2 separate regions of the Mus musculus genome follow, and region 1 is linked to region 2. The links are chromatin loops, found by intact Hi-C in ENCODE. Cell type or tissue: heart. All regions are shown on one strand. Each heading gives the region's core, and the rest is flanking DNA. Links, peaks and the distances in the headings are about the cores only.

The links. A loop is a pair of places that touch in the nucleus more often than their neighbours do. Peaks named below come from ENCODE experiments on the same cell type or tissue, not always from the same donor. Only the 100,000 strongest peaks of a DNase experiment are listed, where the experiment ranks them.
Region 1: it touches region 2 in a loop (2.5-fold over the local background); 10 of 42 quality-filtered maps call a loop at or near these places.

What each region holds. Positions count from the first base shown.
Region 1 is chr2:127,092,711-127,103,046 of GRCm38, reverse strand. Blvra (biliverdin reductase A) reads right to left here. Exons shown (of 8, transcript NM_026678.4): 7 at 7,790-7,961; 8 at 5,963-6,312. The coding sequence ends at 6,054. It overlaps Gm39922 (a long non-coding RNA gene), which reads right to left and starts at 4,390. Exons shown (of 2, transcript XR_866703.1): 1 at 3,170-4,390. It also overlaps the pseudogene Gm31414. In heart, for the core only: a CTCF peak has its summit at 4,919 (motif pointing left); no DNase peak of the experiment used is centred there.
Region 2 is chr2:127,199,714-127,210,049 of GRCm38, reverse strand. It overlaps 1810024B03Rik (RIKEN cDNA 1810024B03 gene), which reads left to right and starts at 1,770. Exons shown (of 2, transcript NM_198630.2): 1 at 1,770-1,875. Snrnp200 (small nuclear ribonucleoprotein 200 (U5)) reads right to left here and starts at 1,664. Exons shown (of 45, transcript NM_177214.5): 1 at 1,512-1,664; 2 at 913-1,076. The coding sequence starts at 1,556. In heart, for the core only: CTCF peaks have their summits at 3,510 (motif pointing right) and 4,909 (motif pointing right); a DNase peak (open chromatin) is centred at 1,749; H3K4me3 peaks cover 1,674 bases; H3K27ac peaks cover 1,325 bases.

The sequences.
Region 1 (10,336 bases), core at 746-8,745, 110 kb after region 2:
TGCGCCACCACGCCTGGTGCAATTGGTAATTCTTACTTATAAATTGCTCTAAGCCCAAACAAAGGGCAGTTCCTTCCTCTGTGGCTTCCTGTTCATCCAGATGCTAGACAAAGAAATAGTGTCCAGCTTGGTGAAGCAGTGAGTGTCCGCTGATGGGAGCATGAGTGACAAAGGCAGCTACCTCCTGAGCCTGCCCGAGCATGGATGACCACTTACAGGGCCTCCCTGCTGCTCCTGCTCACTTCAGGCAGCTCCAGCAGTCTCTAGCAGTTGTCCTGTTTATGTGTGGCAGGGCACATGAGTCAGGTACCATGAACCTCCCTCCTCTCAGTGCAAGGGAAAGAACCACACCCCCTAACATGCTTTCTAAATCATGTTCAAAGTAGTGTCTGCTTTCCTCTGCTCCATCACAAGGTTTCGGAGATTATGAATATAATTTCGTAGGAGCAGTCTGGCCCTGTGCAGTGGGCGAGTGTTTCCCACATCAGGAGGTACCAGTCCTGGCTCAGCTTTTAGTCTCTCGCTTTGATTGGCCAAGCCTTCTTCTCCTCAGCTATCACTTCTCTATAGCAGGACATCTTATGTTTCTCCCATTTATGGTACCTTTTTGTCCAAGACATTTTTACAATCGGTATATAGGATATAACACACAAGTCAAACACTCACTTATAATACATTTAAAACAACTCAAGAGACAAGGACACTTCTTAAATATAAGTGTGCAGGTAGAGCTGCATATCTTAATGAGCAGAGGGCAGTTTTAGATTAAGTTGGCATTCCGATGCCTTCTCCCCATGTGGCCCTCTCCTACTTGATGAATTCTACACTGGGAGGATCCCAGCACTCCTGTGTCTCTCACCCTGGAGCTGCCTTGGGATGGTCCAGCATTCACGCAGGACCTAAACTACTTCCCAGTGTCACTCCTGACTATTGCTCTTGCCATTGTCCACACACTTTAATCTCTCCATTCACAGTCACCACCAGCTATCTTTCCTGACTTCCATATTTATACTCCAGTTACAGCCACCATCTTAAAACACAACTCTAGTCATGTCTAAAGTATCTGCATCCTCAGTTTGAAGAAGAAGAAAAGCCTACACTATCTGGGTTGAGAAGGTCCTAGGAGGCTGGGCCCCATGTGTCCGACCCCAGCTTCCTGTGGGTGCAGAACAAGTACCAGCCACAGGCTCCCATCTCTGGGTTATAACACCTTAGAACCTCTGTACTGCCTGTCAGGATGCCCTCCCAACATCAATTCTCCATGGTCACTGTCTTAGGGTTTTACTGCTGTGAACAGACACCATGACCAAGTCAAGTCTTATAAAAAACAAACAAACAAACAAACATTTACTTGGGGCTGGCTTACAGGTTCAGAGGTTCAGTCCATTATCACCAAAGTGGGAGCATGGCAGTATCCAGGCAGGCATGGCACAGGCAGAGCTGAGAGTTCTATGTCTTCATCCAAAGGCTGCTAGTGGAAGACTGACTTCCAGGCTACTAGGGTGAGGATCTTAAGCCCACACCCACAGTGACACACCCATTCCAACCAGGTCACACCTATTCGAACAAGGCCACACCTCCAAATGGTGCCACTCCCTAGCCCAAGAATATACAAACCATCACAGTCACTGTCTTAGTTACTATTCTATTGCTATGAAGACACCATGACCAAGGAAACTTGTATCTTTTTGGGTCTCTGCGCTAGCTGTTTTGGAATTCTTTAGATCAGGCTGGCCTTAAACTCAGAACTCTGCCAACCTAGCATTGGGTCTAAAAGTATGGAGACTGAGACTGGATCTGGGGTGGATCCATTCCTTGTCCTCAGTGGCCTTGTAGCCATATCATAATGCAAATGCATTCAGTCTAACTTCAGAAGTCTCCATAGTCTATCAAACCTCAAAGCCCACACCCAGTGACAATGTGGGGATGTAAGAGCCAGCCCTAACCTGATAGTTATTGCCTGCCTAAAAATGAACTGCTCTATCCTAGACATTAGCTTGCTCAGACCTGGGTAATGTGATGGCTAAAGAAATATAATATGGGCCGGGTGGTGGTGGCGCACACCTTTGATCCCAGCACTTGGGAGACAAAGGGAGGCGGATTTCTGAGTTTGAGGCCAGCCTGGTCTTCAGAGTGAGTTCCAGGACAGCTAGGGCTATACATAGAAACCCTGCCTCGAAAATAAATAAATAAATAAATAAATAAATAAATAAATAAATAAATAAAAACAAAAGAAACGTAATATGGAGCTAGGCATTCTTTAAGGGCTATTGACCTGTTGCTCTGGGAGGGCTGGGAGATCCTAGTGGCTCTTATCTTAAATAGGGCAAGGGGCTGTGAGGTATTAAGAGTCGCCTTCACTTCTGTAAAGCTTGCTTACCACTGTGGGGAAAGAATGAAATAGACTTTTTATTACTATGTATCGGAAGAAAGCAACAACTGAGGGAAGTTAAGCAGTTTTCCTGTCCAGCTGTGATTCTGTGGATAATTGTAACACATACCTTTCTGATGTCCACTTTGAAAACCCCATCTTACCCTTCTACACAGCATGCTCTTTGGCTCTAAGACTGGTTGTCCTGCTTTTAGCAGCAAGAATAAATTCATTAATCTACATTTGAATTGAGTATAAATCTTTGGTCTTTCCCAGTAGATTTGAATGCTACAAGAAGACACAAGGCCACACTTCCTAATCTTCCCAAAAGTTTGACCAATCATGGTCCAAGCATTCAAGACATATGAGCGTATAGGGGTCACTTTTATTTAAACCATCACATTTCATTCCTTGGGTCCCATGGGCTTGAGCCATATCATAATGTAAAATGCATTCAATCTAACTTAAAAGTCCCTATAGTCTATCATAGGTCTCAACATTGCTTAAAAATCTGAAAGTCAGCCGGGCATGGTGGCGCACACCTTTAATCCCAGCACTCGGGAGGCAGAGGCAGGCAGATTTCTGAGTTCGAGGCCAGCCTGGTCTACAAAGTGAGTTCCAGGACAGCCAGGGCTATACAGAGAAACCCTGTCTCAAAAAACAAAAGCAAACAAACAAAAAAAATCTGAAAGTCTCCTCTGAGACTCAAGGCAATGTCTTAATTTTAACCCCTGTAAACTAAAAAAAGGAAATTACATAATTCCAGCATATAATGGCACAGAATATGCATTACTATACCAAAAGGTAGGAAGGGACGATAGGAGGAAACACTGGACCAAAGCAAGCCAGACCCAGCAGGACGAACTCCAAACTCTGCATCACCACGTCTGCTGTCAGGATGCTCATGAGTTCTTCTGTTCCTTTCATCCTTACAACACACTTCTCTCTCTTGAGCTGCTTCTACTTGGGCTGTAGCTCTCCTGGGCAGGTATTGTGAGATCCATAAAACAAAAATGCCTCCAACCTGTAAGTCCCTTGCCCAAGGACAGATACTTCCTGAGACGCTGGGGGCTGTTGTTCATATGAGATAAGTCATACATTTTCACTTCCCTAACAAGTTTGGTTGACCCAGGTGCAGTGGACATACTCGATCACACTTAGGCTGGAAGTACATCAGGAAGTATGCTTGTCTCCTATTGGATGAAGCCAGTGGGGGGTGTATATAGCCTTATAAGTTGCCAGTATAACTCCTGGCCATTTTCTAGGAACCCCAGAATGGATCTAACCAGAGTCCATCAGCCAATATTTAATTAAAGCTTGCTTCAAATTTGGCTCAAAGCTGTGGTAGTGGTCTTATTCTCACCCAGTGGGATTGACAGTATCCCACAGCTCTGGCATCTTCAAGATCTTAGGGTCTCCAACACAATCCAGGCTTCATTTTCAGTTTCATGTGATGGCTTCTCCACTCCTCCATGCAGGAACTCCCTGGCCACAGCCTGGTGTCACCAGCTTTCCTTTATAGTGGAGGAAGAAACCACAGCCTGTTTGCTCACTGCTGCATCCTTCTTGACTGAAGCAGGTCCAAGTTGCTGAAGCTGCCAAATCCTGCTTCCTGCTTGGGATGGAGCTGCCACCTTCCATACATTTGTATAAGCTTTGATTCCTGGATGCTTTCCTTTGTTGAATAAGCTTTCCTTTGCTGTAGGAGGCCTTTTAACTGGTTGCAAGTTTAGCTGGGTGGGGTCTTCCTAGGAGACACCATTCTCTATTCCATTTCTCATCAGGCCTTTCTTTAAACTTGGGCTCTCTGAGCCCAAGACTTAACTCCGACATTATATTTCCTAGTGTTCTTTTTCTCTTCAAATTGTACATTTTGTTTTGTTTTGTATACATATAAGACATGAAGGTAAGAGGACTGACTACCTTGGGGACAGAAGAGGCTTGTAGGAAAGGGTAGAGCAGTGGCTCTCAGCCTTCCTAATGCTGCAACCCTTTAATACAGTTCCTCATGTTGTGGTGACCCCCAACCATAAGTTATTTCATTGTTACTTCATAACTGTAATTTTTAGTTATAAATTAGAATGCAAATATCTGATATGCAACCTCTAAGAGGGTTGAGACCCACAGGTTGAGAACCACTTGGGTAGTAGCCAATGTCAGATTAATTTGAAGGTGAAAAAGGTGAGCAGGGCTGGAGAGATGACTCTGCTCTGCCACAGGTCCTGGGTTCAATTCCCAGCAACCACATGGTGACTCATAACCATCTGTAATGGGATCTGATGCCCTCTTCTGGTGTGTCTGAAGACAGCGATAGTGCAGTATACTCATAAAATAAATGAATCTTTAAAAAAAAAGAAAAAAATGAGCAGAGTTTATGATCCACATGTATGAAAACATTATAATGAAACCTGTTCATTTTAAAAAGCAGTAAGCGGCTAGTGAGATGACTCAGGGGTTAAGAATACTAGCTGTTCCCCTAGAGGTCCCGAGTTCAATTCATAGCAACCACAAGGTGGGTCTCAATTTATAAAGGTGTCTGATGCCCTCTTCTGACATGTAGGTGTACATGCAGATAAGGCACGCATAAAAAAAAGGAAAGGAAAGGAAAGGAAAGGGAAGGGAAGAAAAGGGAAGAAAAGAAAAGAAAAGAAAAGAAAAGAAAAGAAAAGAAAAGAAAAGAAAAGAAAAGAAAAGAAAAGAAAAGAAAAGAGAAAAGCAAAGCAAAGCAAAGCAAAGCAAAGCAAAGCAAAGCAAAGCAAAGCAAAGAAAAGAAAAGAAAAGAAAAGAAAAGAAAAGAAAAGAAAAGAGAAAAAGGCAGTAAGAAATAAAGTCAGCTGTGGAGAAAATGCAAGAGATGCAGGTCCCTGACTCTGCTCAACCCAAGGCAGCAGAGGCGCATCCCTATGGGCTGCTGCCAGGACACTCTCTTGGCAAACTGTCAGCTCTTTCTGGTGGACTTCTGAGTGCTCAGCCTGAGCTAAAGAACTCATCAAGCTATTCTTTTAAATAATAATCTCGGGAGCACAGTGCTGCCCGATACCGTCTCCTATATCTGGTTTATATATCACACTAAGTCATTTCTCTCCCCAGGACTCTCTCCTCTAGGCCCAGCTGCCACAGCACACTATTGCCAGGGCTTGCTCTAGACCACTTCATTGTCTCTTTACCCCACGTTTACTTCCCACAAACTCAAGTGACCCTACCAGCAGTGCACAGGGGTAGCCATGTTCTTCATATTCTTGTCATTTTTTTATCATTTGCACCCTTCCACCAAAGCCCCTTCCCTCCACTAACATACAAGTTACCCACTGGTTAGTAAGACAGGATTACCAGCAACTAGTAGTGACCCCTTGACTATGAGGGACAGACACATTTCCTACAGGATAGATTGCAGCTCAAGGTAAGTGGTTTGGACATGGGTAGACCTTTAGATCTTTTTTCTTTTCTTTTTTTCCTGCCTGGATGACTTCAAGCTGTTCCACAAGAATGAAAATAGCATTGGCTATATCCTCCTCCTAAGGTTTTCCTTATTCCTACAGGATGGCCCCAGCACCAAGTATCACCCCGACACAGTCATCAACACTATTCTCGTTCTGTTTATCCAGAGTATTTTATTGTAAGAGCTAAAGTGTTGATAAGACCAAACCCTGGCCCCGTTTCAGAGGTATCTGAAGCTTCCTCCTCACTGCTTCCGGTGGCACAGCCTCTGGATGTCGCTGGCCAGCTCCAGGCAATGCAGGATGCGCTTCTTCTCAGCAGCCAGGTCCTCTGCAGAGACCTGGCCCAAGAGCTTCTGGATAAATATATCCTGATCTTTCAGGAAAATGTTCTTATTGACTCCTACATTTGGCACTTCCTCCAAGGACCCAGATTTGAAGTGGATGCTTATATGTCTGTTCCTTTTTAAGCCAGGCCCTTTCTCTTCAATCCATGATAATGGACTGCAAAGACAATAAGAAAAAAAAATTCCTCCTGTTAAAAATGACACTGGACAGAGCTGGAGAGGGGGTTAGTTCATGCAGTGCCTGTTGTACAAGCAGAGGGCGAGAGCTGGGATCTCATACAAAAGTGGTACTGGCTGGCAGCCCACTTAATTCCAGAGCTTAGGACTCTAGGAAGGCTGCTATCCAGACTCATGGAACTTGCAAGGTCTGGACTCAGTGAAAGACCCCGGCTCAGTAAATAGAGACTGGTCAAGGAGGACGATAGCATCCAACATCAACTTCCAGCTTCCACATGTATGTGCACACGTGCAAGCACACACATATGAACACATGTAGGTACTCACACCTGACTTCATGTGATTTCACCTTCCCTGGAAGGCTGCCTCTTGGTGATGGTTCAGTACCACCACACCACTCAAAGGCTACAGTGACTATTTTCTAATCTTACGATAGCCGAGTTTTTATTTCGTCGTGTCATCTCATGTCACCCATTTGCCACTAGGATAGCAATATTCTCCTGTTGATCGCAAAGCACCTCTGTATCTATTTCACTTCCTTGACCTCTATCTATCTATCTATCTATCTATCTATCTATCTATCTATCTATCTATCTATCTATCGATCTATCTATCAGAGCTATGATATCTGGCCATAGAAAACACCAAACTGCCTAGTTGATTGTGATTTCAAGCAAATACGTCACTGAATATCAGAAGATAACAAAAGCTGACCATACTCTATCCAAAAAGCAGACCCCATGCCTGTTTTGCAAAGTTCACAGAACAAGCTGGGTGTATTGGTAAGTCTAGCTAAAGTAGGAAATTCTTGAGTTTGAGGTGTGTTGCACAATCTATACAGTAAACTGAAGGCCAGCCTGGGCTTCATATTCACTAATTTTACTTCAATTCTGGATAAAATAAATTTGATTTATTCAAGTTTTGTCTATTTAAGACAACTTCATATATCCTTCCAGATAACAGAGTGTTGCAGTCTGAGGCAATAAAGATTACCAATGTGTTTCTTGCACCTCAGTTTTCTCATAACTAAAAACATTCAATGGTAGTAACGGCAGATGCTCGTGTGTTTCCTACTACTTGGGCTGAGACAGAAAGACTGCCTGAGCCGAGGAGTTTGGGATTAGCTTGGACAACTCAGTGACATCCTATCTCTTTGATAAATAGAAAAATAAGTAAATAATAAAGCTTAAAACTAATAACTTACATAACTTAATTACATGCAACTTGGCTTATTTCTGTAAGCCATTATTTATGTAATGGCAACTGGACTTACCTTGCTCTTTCATACCTCAGAGGGTACAAAGGATGAAAGGCAACATGAGCAGTAGTTCTCCTGACAGGAGCAGGCACCCGTCTTGGGTCTGAATGCCTGGCAATGGTCTTTCGGGTCCTCGTCAGAGTTACCTGACGAATGCCTGAGGATGTTAAGAAATCTCTTACTGCTCCTCACAACTCACCTTTTGTTCTGGGTCTCGAGCTGCACGGTCATTTTCATATATTGATCTTCTTTTCGGTTTTCCATGGTGGCAGAAATAAGAGAAAGCTCCCCAAAGAGGGAGACCAGCCAGGTCAGGCGAGAAATGCCACTGAACGCAGGGAAGCCAAATTTCTCTTCTTCCAGGGGGCTGGCTGCAAGACAAGACAAATGCTAAGAGAGGTGGGAAAAGGAACTGTCTCACAAACATCACACCCAGGGAAGCTGGGGAAGGGGCCCAACAGAGTGATCTGAGAAAAGGACATCTCGCCTCAGGGCGCATGCGTGTACAGTGATCAATAAAAGGATGGAAAGTGAGGTGAGTAAGTGGAAAATGTTTCTTTTCTTTTTAAAAAAATAGTATTTTATTTAAATTTTTGAAAATTTTCTTTTTTTATTCAATATTGTTAGTAAAATAAGGCAAACAAGCAACAGGAGTCAATACAGCCAGAGAGAATTTAAAAGTTTGTTATTGGGCTGGCTGGCTGGATGGCTCAGCAGTTAAGAGCACTGACTGAGCTGGGCAGCGGTGGCCACACTTTTGAGTCCAGCACTTGGGAGGCAGTAGCAGGTAGATTTCTGAGTTCGAGGCCAGCCTGGTCTACAGAGTGAGTTCCAGGACACCCAGGACTACACAGAGAAACCCTGTCTCGGAAAAACCAAACCAAACCAAACCAAACCAAACCAAAACAGCACTGACTACTCTTTCAGAGGTCCTGAGTTCAAATCTCAGCAACTAAATGGTGGCTCACAACCATCTGTAATGTGATCTGATGACCTCTTCTGATGTGTCTGAAGACAGTTAGTGTACTTACATATAATAAATAAAATCTAAAAAAAAAAGAAAGAAAGTTTGTTGTTTTGTCTTTGTTTTAGAGAGGGAGAGGGGGAGGGAGTTGGGTAGACTTGGTGGGAGGAGCTGGGAGAAGTTAGAGGGAAAACATGATCAAAATACACTGCACAATTTTTTTTCTAAGAAAAAAACATTTAATGTAGGAGTGCTGTCTGCTTGTACACCCAAGTGCCAGATCTCTTTATAGATGGTCGTAAGCCACCACGTAATTGCTGAGAATTCATCTCAAGACCTCTGGAAGAGTAGCCAGTGTTCTTAAAGGCTCAGCCATCCCTCCAGATCAAAAAATGTTTTAAAAATATTTTAGATTTCTAATATACTGAATCCAATTATTTATGCATATGAGTATATATATATATTTATATGCATATATAGATTCTTGTAAGTCTTGCCTGTGCAGACAGCAGGCTGGCCTCAAACTCGGATATCTACCTGCCTCTGCCTTTCAAGTGCTGGGATTAAAGGCATGCGCCACCTCTGCCCCGCTTAATCACATTTTTTATTTATTTACATTCCACAAATGTTGCACCCCTTCCCGTGCCCCTCTCTCCAAGTTCTTCACCCCATCCTCCATCCCCTTTGCTTCTGAAAGGGTCACCTTTTAAGTCAGGTTATAGCAAATGATTCAATCTCATTAAGGAGAAATGAAAACAGAGAGATGGTTGGTCTTCCCTGTCAGCCTGGTTAGATTTGGGATCACTTAGGGTCACACTTTTGGGTGTGACTTTAAGGGAGTTAAGAGAGTTTCTCCCTGAGGAAGAATCATGAATGTAGTTCTGCCCACAATGGGCTGAAGTCCTGGCTGAATAAAAAATAGAAAAGGCTCTCGAACCAGGCGGCCTCAGCCGTTAACAACGCCGAAATGGTCAAGATTAAGGCTCGGGACCTGCACAGCAAAAAGGAGGAGCTATTGAAACAACTGGACGATCTGAAGGTAGAATTGTCCCAGCTGCGTCCAAGCTCTCCAAGATACGAGTCGTTTGCAAATCCATTGTCCGAGTCCTACTGTGATTAAGCAGACTCAAAAAGAAAACCTCAGGAAATTCTACAAGGGCAAGAAATACAAGGCCCTGGACCTGTGACCCTAGACTATGGCCGCCGGTTCACCAAACAGAGGAGAAGCTTAAGACCAAGAAGCAGCAGCGGAAGGAACACTGTACCCACTGCGCAAGTCAAGGCCTGAGACGACAACCACAGAAAGTGCAAGACTTAACTGGAAAAAACAAAAAATAGAAAGGACGGCTGGAGAGATGGCTCAGCAGTTAAGAGCACTGACTGCTCTTCCAGAGGTCCTGAGTTCAACTCCCAGCAACCACATGGTGGCTCACAAACTTCTATAATGGGGATCCAATGCCCTCTTCTGGTGTGTCTGAAGACAGCGACAGTGTACTCACATATATAAAATAAATAAATCTTAAAAAAAAAAGTTTTTTTAAAAAGTGGAAAAGAAAAACGTGAGCTAAGTAGCAGCACTAGGCTTCTTGACTGAGGAGACGATGTCACCTCCTGCCACAGAGTCCTCTCTGTCGGTGGTACAAAACGGACACTTCCTGAAGCCGCTGTGGCAGGTATGTTGTCCTAACTAGAAAAGTTGTAATATAGATGTTTTTATTGTTCTTGTATGAAATTCTCTAAAGATAATTAAAAAATAATACTTATTAAAAATAGACAGTGAAC
Region 2 (10,336 bases), core at 803-8,802:
GCAGCTACAGTCTGAAGATGAGCTATAGTGTACTCATATACATAAAATAAATATTTTTTAAAAGGGGAGAGAGAGAGGGACGGAGGGGAAAGAAAACACAATTTTCCGGGAGGTGGTGGCACAGGACTTTTAATTCCAATCCCAGTGCTCAGGAAACAGAGGCTGGTGGATCTCTGAGTTTAAGGCCAGCCTGGTCTACAGAGCAAGATACTCTGTTCTGAAGAAAGAAAAGAAGAGAAAAGAAAAGAGAAGAAGAGAAAAGAAAAGCAAGGCAGGCAAAATAAAGTAAGTAGTATTTAACTTTTGAAATGAACCCACCAACATGAAAAGACAACAGAAATCATCAGGAAGTGCTGGGCAACAAAAGGAGAGAAGGGTTGGGGAGAGAAGCTTGTAACAACATGGTGGAGGTGAATTACAGAGAGGAGATTAACTCAAGTCCTGAAAACAGTCGGGGATGGGGCTGGAGAGAAGAGTCGAGTTGTTCACCCCAGTACTGCTTTCCAAGAGGACCCAAGTTCAGTTCTTAGCCCCACACTGGGTAACTCAAAACCTCCTGTAACTCTAGCTCCAGGGACTCTCAAACCCTCTCTGGCCTCCACACAGGCATCTGCATACGTGTGCACAAACCCACACGAACATACACATGCACGTAATTAAAAATAAAACAGATCTTTTAAAAAGATAACCGGAAGAAAATTAACATCTATGAATCAGAAACGAGTCAGTAAAAGGTATCAATAGATTTTGTTCCACTTCATTACACCTAAATCCAAAGAAGCTCTAAACCTTGGTTGTTGTGCACACACCACTCATCTTCCATATAAACTTGAGTAAAACTACTGCTCTAATGCTAAAGATGGGCTTTACATTAGATGGAAAAATAGCATCCAGCATCCCCTTAGTACTTACTTGGCCCGTCTTTCTTCCTGCATCTGTGGTTTGGTCCGTTGAGCCTTATCTCCCATTCGGGTTCCCTCCAACTTCCCAACCAGGGACAGAACCTCTCCCGTCGGTTCATCCCGGCGGGTCCGGTCAATGAGAGAGCGGTCAGCTTGGAGCACAAGATTTGAGTTCTGAAAAGATCATACTTTATCAAAACTTTGATATGTATAGTTTTGAATCCTGTTATTACAGTGACAGCAGATGATGGGAAAACAGTGGAATAAAAAAAAAATCATGCTCTTAAGAAGAAATAACATAGCATTACACGATGCGCGAGCACTATTGCTGTCTGAGAAGGTGAACGACCAGCGCTCCTAAGAGCATCCACAACAGCCCACATTTGGGTAAAATGTTGGGCACATTGCGGGTAAAGAGAAGAAGGTGCGAGTTTAGCGCTGAGGGGGCTGGGGAAAACCCAACTCCTAAATTCTCAAGCGCCCCAAATTCCACGGGGTTTTTCCTTCGTGTTTTAATCCATCCTTCACCCAGCTCTGATCTCCCGCTCAAGTGTCCGTGGCTGTCCACGACCTCCCCTGTCTGCACCGGTCCTTCGAGACCACACGCACCGCCTTGTACTCGTACTGCAAACTGCGGGCAGTCACATCCGCCATGGCTGCTGATGCTCCGGGAACTCAGGGTTCCACTCTTCTTCACGCTCCGAACCGCTTCAGCGAACCGCCCTGGCACAACAGGTACAACGCAGGACGAACGTAAGGGACGGAGAAAAGAAACGGACTTGCTTCCGCTTCCGGGACGCCCGCTAAACGTGAGACTTTCCGGTTACTAACCACTGCTTCTGGGCGGGGTTTGCGGAGATGTACAGTAGTACATCCGGGTCAAGGATTCCATTGACCGACGAGACACACGCGCGTGCAAATTGTGGTTCCAGGCATCTCTACCTGCGACAGAGCCAAGGCCCAACCCCTAAGCGTATGTTGAAAGTCCCTTTCTGTAATTCTTTTGGTTTCTCATACCAGCCATCCTGTGAGGCAGGCAGACATGCAGGCAAACGGAAACTAAGGGATAAGGAAGCTGAAGGTTCAAGCAAGTTAGCAAGACAGGCATGGTGGCGCATTCCTTTAATCCCAGCACTCGGGAGGCAGAGGTAGTGGATTTCTGAGTTCGAGGCCAGCCTGGTCTACAAAGTGAGTTCCAGGACAGCCAGAGCTACACAGAGAAACCTTGTCTCGAAAAACAAAACAAAACAAACAAAAAACCAAAACAACAACAAAAAGACAAAAAAAAAAAAAAAAAAAAAAAAAGCAAGTTAGCATGTACCTAGTTCTAGTAACCGACTGGATTTCTACCCCAAACCCCTTTCCGCAAGACTCTCCCCTGTGTCAGCTGACTGACGGTAGAGGAAGAACTATTTGTGCCCAATCTTTTGTCACAGCCTGTCAGGACTTTAGGTGTGCGGATTACAGCATATGTATAACTTTGTCCTCCTCAATGTGACACGAATGTTTTACTAAAGAAATATATGAAAAATAAATAATATGTATGGAATTACTATTCAGTTTTATTCAGCAGTAGTGGTACCTTTTATGTAAAGGTGGTATTTAGTCTTTTCATAATTCTCTACACAACACTGAAAGCAAAACAGTGAGTTCTGCTTTCCCTTGATATTTAATAAGCACGAGTGAACCTTAAGTCTGTGTCCTAATCCACCCAGCCATTTTGCTGGCAATTTTTTTTTATTGTTTGGTTTATCATTTACATTTTATTCTATGTAGATAGGTGTTTGGGCTACATGTATGTTTGTGTATCATTACATGCAGACTTCCACGAAGTCCAAAAGAGGGTGTCAGATCCCCTGAGACTGGAGCTGCAGATAGGTTGTGAGTTGCCATGTGTGTGGAGGGGTTGGAACCCAGGTCTTCTCAAAGAGCAGCCAGTGTTCATAACCATTAAGCCATCTCTCTAGCCCTTATCTGGTTTTTGAGAAAAGATCTCCTGGAGTCCAGGCAGGCTTCAAACTTGCTATCCAGAGACTTCTCTTGCACTCTTGATCCCCCTGCCTCCAACTCATAAACACCGTGGCTGCAGCTATGGATGGTTGTGACAAGCTGTACCTTATCATATTTAACAGTAAGAGCAGCATAGTAACCCTAGGTTGGACTCATTTACTTTTTTTCTTCTTTATTAGTAGGAAGAAGTTTTATCGTTTAGGGGGTCTAAGAATTTGCATTTCAAATATAGTTACCTTCCCAAATGGAGTTCCACTTGGAAGATATAAAATAAGCCCTTGTCAATTTTTTTTTTTTTTTTTTTGGTTTTTCGAGACAGGGTTTCTCTGTGTAGCCTTGGCTGTCCTGGAACTCACTTTGTAGACCAGGCTGGCCTCGAACTCAGAAATCTGCCTGCCTCTGCCTCCCAAGTGCTGGGATTAAAGGTGTGCGCCACCACGCCCAGTGCCCTTGTCAATTTAAAAACTGAATGTTATACTGAAAATAAGAGAATTATTTTATGAAAGTGTTGACAGTCTTGAATAACTTTAAAAATTATAATTTTTTTCTATTTATTTATTTATTCTACGTAACTGCAAACATCGCTCTCTTCAGACACACCAGAAGGGGGCACCAGATCCTATTACAGATGGTTGTGAGCTACTATGTGGTTGCTGGGAATTGAACTCAGGACCTCTGGAAGAGCAGTCAGTGATCTTAACCATTGAGCCACCTCTTTATCCCCTTTGGATAATATTTTTAAAATATATTTTTTAAAATATTTATTTATTTATTTATTATATGTAAATACACTGTAGCTGTCTTCAGACACTCCAGAAGAGGGCGTCAGATCTCATTACAGATGGTTGTGAGCCACCATGTGGTTGCTGGGATTTGAACTCCAGACCTTTGGAAGAGCAGTCGGGTGCTCTTACCCACTGAGCCATCTCACCAGCCTCTATTTTTAAAATATTTACTTGTATTTTCTGTTGTGTGGGGAGGTCACAAAGGGGCACCAGGGCCCCTGTAACTAGAGTTATAGTTGTCAACTGCCATGTGGGTGCTGGGAATTGGGCCTAGGTACTCTGCAGGAGCGACAAATGCTCGTAACAGCAGAGCCATCTTTCCAGCCCTATTTTTTTTTTCATTATTTAAGGTTGGAGAGTTAGTTTAAGGAAAAACATGTAGATAAGCAAGTAACTACAACAAAAGCATGGTGAGAGATAATATCTTCCTCATATGTAGTTTCACTAAAATTAAGATTACTGTTATTTAAATTTAATGGGTGTATATATGTATGATTTGTGCAAGACAGGGTGACTTGTGTGGTGGGGTGCAAGTGCCACGGTGTACGTGTAGTGATCAGAGGACAACTCTATGAAATCAGTTCTCCCGTTTCATTTTTCTGTGGCCTCTGATGCAGTGAGCACCTTTAGATTTCTTATCATTTAGGAAACACACGAAGGAAAACTCCAGGTAACTTAGACAATTTAAAAATATATATATAAATCTAAAAGGGTTTTAGAGGTATGGGAAGAGAGAGGTATAAATATTGTGAGGATGGTTTGAGTTCTGTGTGTATGGTGTTCACTCACCACTGTGATAGAAGATGAGATTTACTCAGCTCTCCTGGAGTCCATTTGAGTGTGTCCTCAGAAGTGGGTAAAAGTTTGAGTTGAGAAATATAAATCTAAGATTTAGCTCTTGAAGTTTTGCAGAACAAGTGGTTAGAAGTACCTGAAGGAGTCCTTTCCATCCAGGCGGAAGGGACTCTGATGTGGTGTCATTTGTAATTTGATGAGGTTATCAGTGTCCACTCTTGCTCACTAGTTACCTGTCTTCTGGGAAGCCACTGGAGGGAATCTAGAATGAGCCTTGAGTTCTCTTACATATAACTTTTTTTTATCTTTAAAAGTTACATTTTCAGCTGGGTGGTGGTGGGACAGGCCTTTAATCCCAGCATTTGAGATGAAGAGGGGAAGGGAAGGGGGTGCTTATTCTGCTGCTTCTCCCTGGAAATCCAGCAGATGGCGCTCTGATTTCAGTCTTTCAATTTTCTTTGCTTCTGCAATCCTTTTCCTCTCTATGTACTTGATGTTCTGAGTTCTCATCAGCTTAGCTGCTCAGCTGTTACTTCTTCCTTGCTCTCTTTAAAAATACGAACTCCATCCTGGATTTTGGCCGGAGTCACTTTAATGTAGAATTCTTCTGAAATTTTTTCAAGAGCCTTCTTCCAGAGAATTGTGAAGAAATCTTGTTTTTTATGATGGTCATTTGCTCGAAGTTTGTAATCTTTCTTTTTTTCCAGAACCCAGGTGTTTTCAAAAGCCAGGCTGGCTTCGTTCTCTTGTGTTCTCGCTGCCGGGTCTTGGCAACCTTGGGAAAAGCCACCGATATGCCTACTGAGGTCTAGGAAATGCTCAGCAAATTCCACCACCGCAACCACACTACCTAACCTGCTGCATCCGACCCATGGCCATATTTTCATTGCTTTAAAGAAGCTTTTATTCTTGGATTTGGTACGCGATTAAAAATATTTCTAATGCTATTTTGTAGATCTTCTCTCGGGATTTCTTCTGAGGAAATGGCTGGTGTTTCCTTGATGAAGGCACATTCACGTTTCCTAGTACTTACATGATTTTGGGACTCTGTGTCTTCCAATATACATAACTAATTAGTTAGGTCCTATACCATTTTGTAGATGTGACTCAGATAAATAGAATTCTGAAGAAAATCTGCCATTTAACTTTTGGGTTCTCCATCAATTCAAATGGAAGTTGTGGAGTAGCCAAAATATATATAGGGCAACTATAAGATTCAGGGTGTTAGTGGAAAAACTTCATACTGTGTGTGGAACTGGACACCTCTAGGAAAACTTATTTAGTATAAGAAACACCATATCACATCCACCAGATATGATCGTGAGGGTCATTTGTTTAAAGAATGTACTGAAATAGGAAAAGGGAGATATGGCTAGCATCCTCCTCATCTAAACCTCTGGTTTGGCCAACAAAATGAGGAAAAGAACAGTTGAGATAAAGGTGATAAGAGAAATAGAATATGCCCTTCAAGTCCAAACTTTGGTGGGAAAGGAGAGAAAAATCTGTAATAAAAAAAGCAGGAAGGGCCTTACTGTTGGCCTCTTACAAGAACCTAGGGTTATCAGGAAATATTCAGCACTTAAACTTCAGGAATTAGGGAAAGCTTTTAAATTAGCAATAAAAGAGCCTGGTGCAATCTAGCTCATGGGGCTTTGGGACAAGAAAGAAATCAAATGGAATCAGTCTGACAGCTGTGAAAGGAGGAAAACTGAGAAACACAACTTCCCATCCTTCATTAAGGGTCAGAATGCATGACCCGAGACTGTCTGAGGGAAGTACATGCCTAATAGATTGGCATATCACAGCCAATAGTAACACATGGCTAACTCCATCTGAAGGCCCCCTAAATGGCAGGGGCTGGAAGACCAGCGAAGCAGGAACAGGAGATCTGAGTTCTGAGGGAACTTAGAATAAGAGACACTATATTTGAACCCCAGTTCACGAGGACAGATAAAAGAACATTCACGTGAAGAGCTAAGCAAAGTTTGACCCAGCAAATATCCAGGTCAGTAAAGAACTTTAAGAACCGTGAGGAGCAGTTTGGTGGGGGTAAGAACTTTATATTGTAGAAAAGGCTTTTGCAGGTCAGAGTGACCATCAAGGAAACAGTATCTGTAAAGTGAGAAAGCCCCACCCCCACCCCCTGGCCACCGACGAACTAAGAGTATGGTAAAGCAGAGGAAGAGGTCTGTCTGAGTTACTTAGAGATAAACCTGGAATGCTTTATGTTAGCCAGAGTTCCTAAGAAAAACATTGCTGAAAATCCAAATTTTGTGCTAAAGGGCTTCTGGAAGGCTTTAAAGCATGAGGAATGGTTGGCAGAGGGCATCTGTGATAAAAGAATTCAGGTGAAGATGATCAAGCTAGAGGTAGGTAGGTGAATATTCCTGAAGACTAAGTATATTTCTTTTTAGAAAAAGTTCATGCTATAGACTCTCAATCAAATTTGTTGAATGGTGAAGCTCAAGCTATAGCAACAGCTACAGTGACAACCCTGCACTCTCCAGGCCTAGGGATCTAGCAGGTGCATCAGGCAAGAGCAAGGCCATGTGTCCCTTTGGTCCCAAGTAGGTCTATTCACATCAACTCAGATCCAGCGAGTTGGTCATGGATAGAGAAATGTATGAAGACTCCATCCAGGAGCTCCAAGATACAAGAACATAACAACTCAAAGAAAACGACTGAGAATTGTTTAAGCTAATTAAGTTAGATTTTCTCCATGTTTTGTACCCACCTTGAACTGTGGAGGAATTGATATTGATACAAACAGATGAATTCATTCCATGCTGTGTTTGATATTGCTTATGTTCAACTTTAGTATCTTCTTAATTGTGAACATCTGGGATCACCTGACACTTGCATAAAACAGATGAAACAGACTTTTTGAGTGCTTCAATTGCATCATCTTTGTAATCCCACCATTTGTTATGGGGTGGTGCTTTAGGACATTGCTGTGTACTGTCCAGTCTCTGATAAAAGTTTTGTTACATGGATAACACAATGCTCAGCTTCGAGTGTTTTGCAGATTTGACAAGCCATTAGAGAGACACCCAGGTACAATGGTACTTCTGCCTACTTCAGAGTCCTACCAGGGGCATAATTGAAAGGAAAAGGTACAAAAGGGAGCCTACTTGTGTGAACAGTGATACTTCCAGAAGGCTCATGGTAACTAAATGAAAACCCCACTGCATGGATGGGCTGCCTACCTGAGAGTTGATGGCTGTGGAAACCCTAGAGCCCCCACAAACCATAAATTCTATTGCTATACTTGCTGGTTGTATGCCAGAACTAGAAAGTAAGACTGTGCTTGCTGCTTGCTGAAGACGGTGCTTTGGCCTGACCTTCACCATATAGGACTTGCTTCAATTAAGCTGGAACAGAACTAGAAGCTCCCACCTTGCTGGACTGTATCATAGTGTCAGAGGATACCATGAAGGTTGCTGGTAAAGAACTGTCACCCACATTCCTGCTTACCTATGGACCCTGATTGCTAACACACTGACATTCCAGACAGAAATGAGAAGAATGTTCCCCTCATTCAGTAGTAGTGAGGCTGTTATGGGTAAGACTAATAGCTTTCTGATTGGATTTAAGGCCCACTCCACAGGAGGGAGTTCATATCTGGCTTGAACAAAAACCTCTAGATGGGGTGGTCACAATGGGGAAGCAACTTCTATTTTTTTTAAATATATTTTATTAGGTATGTTCTTCATTTACATTTAAAACGCTATCCCAAAAGTCCCCCATACCCTTCCCCACCCCCCACTCTCCTACCCGCCCACTCCCACTTCTTGGCCCTGGCGTTCCCCTGTACTGGGGCATATAAAGTTTGCAATACCAAGGGGCCTCTCTTCCCAATGATGGCTGACTAGGCCATCTTCTGCTACATATGTAGCTAGAGACATGAGCTCTGGAGGTACTGGTTAGTTCATATTGTTGTTCCACCTATAGGGTTGCAGACCCCTAGACTTCTTTTGTTTTATTAGATGGTATTATGTGTGCCTGTCAAATTTCCTTATAAACAACTTGGTTTTATGTCATAGATCATAGAAGATGTCAGCATCAACTCATGAGCACCATTGAAGCTCATGTGATCAAGTGACTGTTGTGGTTCTGTGGCCTAATTTTCAGACTCAACACATGTAAGATACATAAGGCATCCCTAATTCTTAGATACAACAGATATGGAAGTCACCCCTTGCAAGGCCTCAGGGACCATTACAGAAGAGGTGGTAGAAAGAATGTAAGAGCTGCAGGATCAGGGTGGAGTGCTCTAGGAGACCAATACCTTACATCCTACAGGGAAGCTCCTTATCCAGAAGTTACACAGTTCAAAGTAGCTCCAGGAAGTCCCTGAAACTGACCAGATACACTAGGGCACCCTCTCAAGAGTAAACAATAGTGGCTGCTGAGAGTTTCTTTAGGGAAGCAGAGCTACAATGAAGATTCTCAGACAAAGCCAGCTGCAAAGGAGACTTTCAGACCAGACTAACTGCCAAGAAGAAGCAGAAAGCAGCCAAAGTGCCTAGAAGATATACAGACCAATTGAGTCACTTGAAAAGGACGTGCTCCAACCAACTGAGCTACCCCCCAAAACTCTCCAATTTGTGGAGGAATCTGTAGCCTGTAAGTATGCTCCCATTTCCCAGCTTTTGTGAGATGTCACTTGTGTTGGGTGGACTTTGCTGATGCCTCTGTCTTCGAGTCATTTCTGCTTCTGTAAGTAACCTCTCACCCATAATTCTCTAAGTAACCCCAATGAAATGTATAGTTTACCAAGTTCAACTCTGCTGCTCTGCACTTTGTTCTGTCCTAGTCTCCCTATCTGGTGTGAATAGAAATCTGTGTTGTGTCTCCAAAAGATAAGGGAGCACTTGAGATAATCTGATGGCGGGAGGCAAGCCTAAGAAGAGAAGCAACAGAAACCAAGGTTACTTGGCATCATCAGAACCCAACTCTCCCACCATAGCAAGTCCTGGATTCACCATCACACCAGAAAAGCAAGATATGGATCTAAAATCACTTCTCATGATGATGATGGAAAACTATAAGAAAGACATAAATAACTCACTTAAAGAAATAGAGGAAAAACACAGGTAAACAGGTAGAAGCCCTTAAAAAGGAAACCAAAAAATCCCTTAAAGAATTATAAGAAAATATATCCAAACAGGTGAAAGAGTTGAACAAAACCATTCAGGATCTAAAATGGAAGTAGAGACAAAAGAGAAATCACAAAGGGAGACAACTCTAGAGATAGAAAACCTAGGAAGAAAGTCAGGAACCATAGATGCAAGCATCACCAACAGAATACAAGAAATAGAAGAGAGGATCTCAGGTGCAGAAGATACCATAGAGAACACTGACACAACAGTCAAAGAAAATGAGAAGTGGAAAGGATCCTAACCCAAAACATCGAGGAAATCCAGGACACAGTGAGAAGACCAAACGTAAGGATAATAGGTATAGACAAGAAGAAAGATTTCCAACTTAAAGGGTCAGTAAATATCTTCAACAACATTATAGAAGAAAACTTAAAGAAAGAGATGCCTATAGACATACAAGAAGTTTATAGAACTCCAAATAGTTTGGACCAGAAAAGAAATGTCTTCTGTCACATAATAATCAAAACACCAAATGCACAAAACAAAGAAAGAATATTAAACTCAGTAAGGGAAAAAGGTCAAGTAACATATAAAGGCAGACCTATCAGAATTATACCTGACTTCTCCCCAGAAACTATAAAAGCCAGAAGATCCTGGGCAGATGTCATACAGACCCTAAGAGAACACAAATGCCAGCCCAGACTATTATATCCAGCAAAACTCTCAGTTACCATAGATGGAG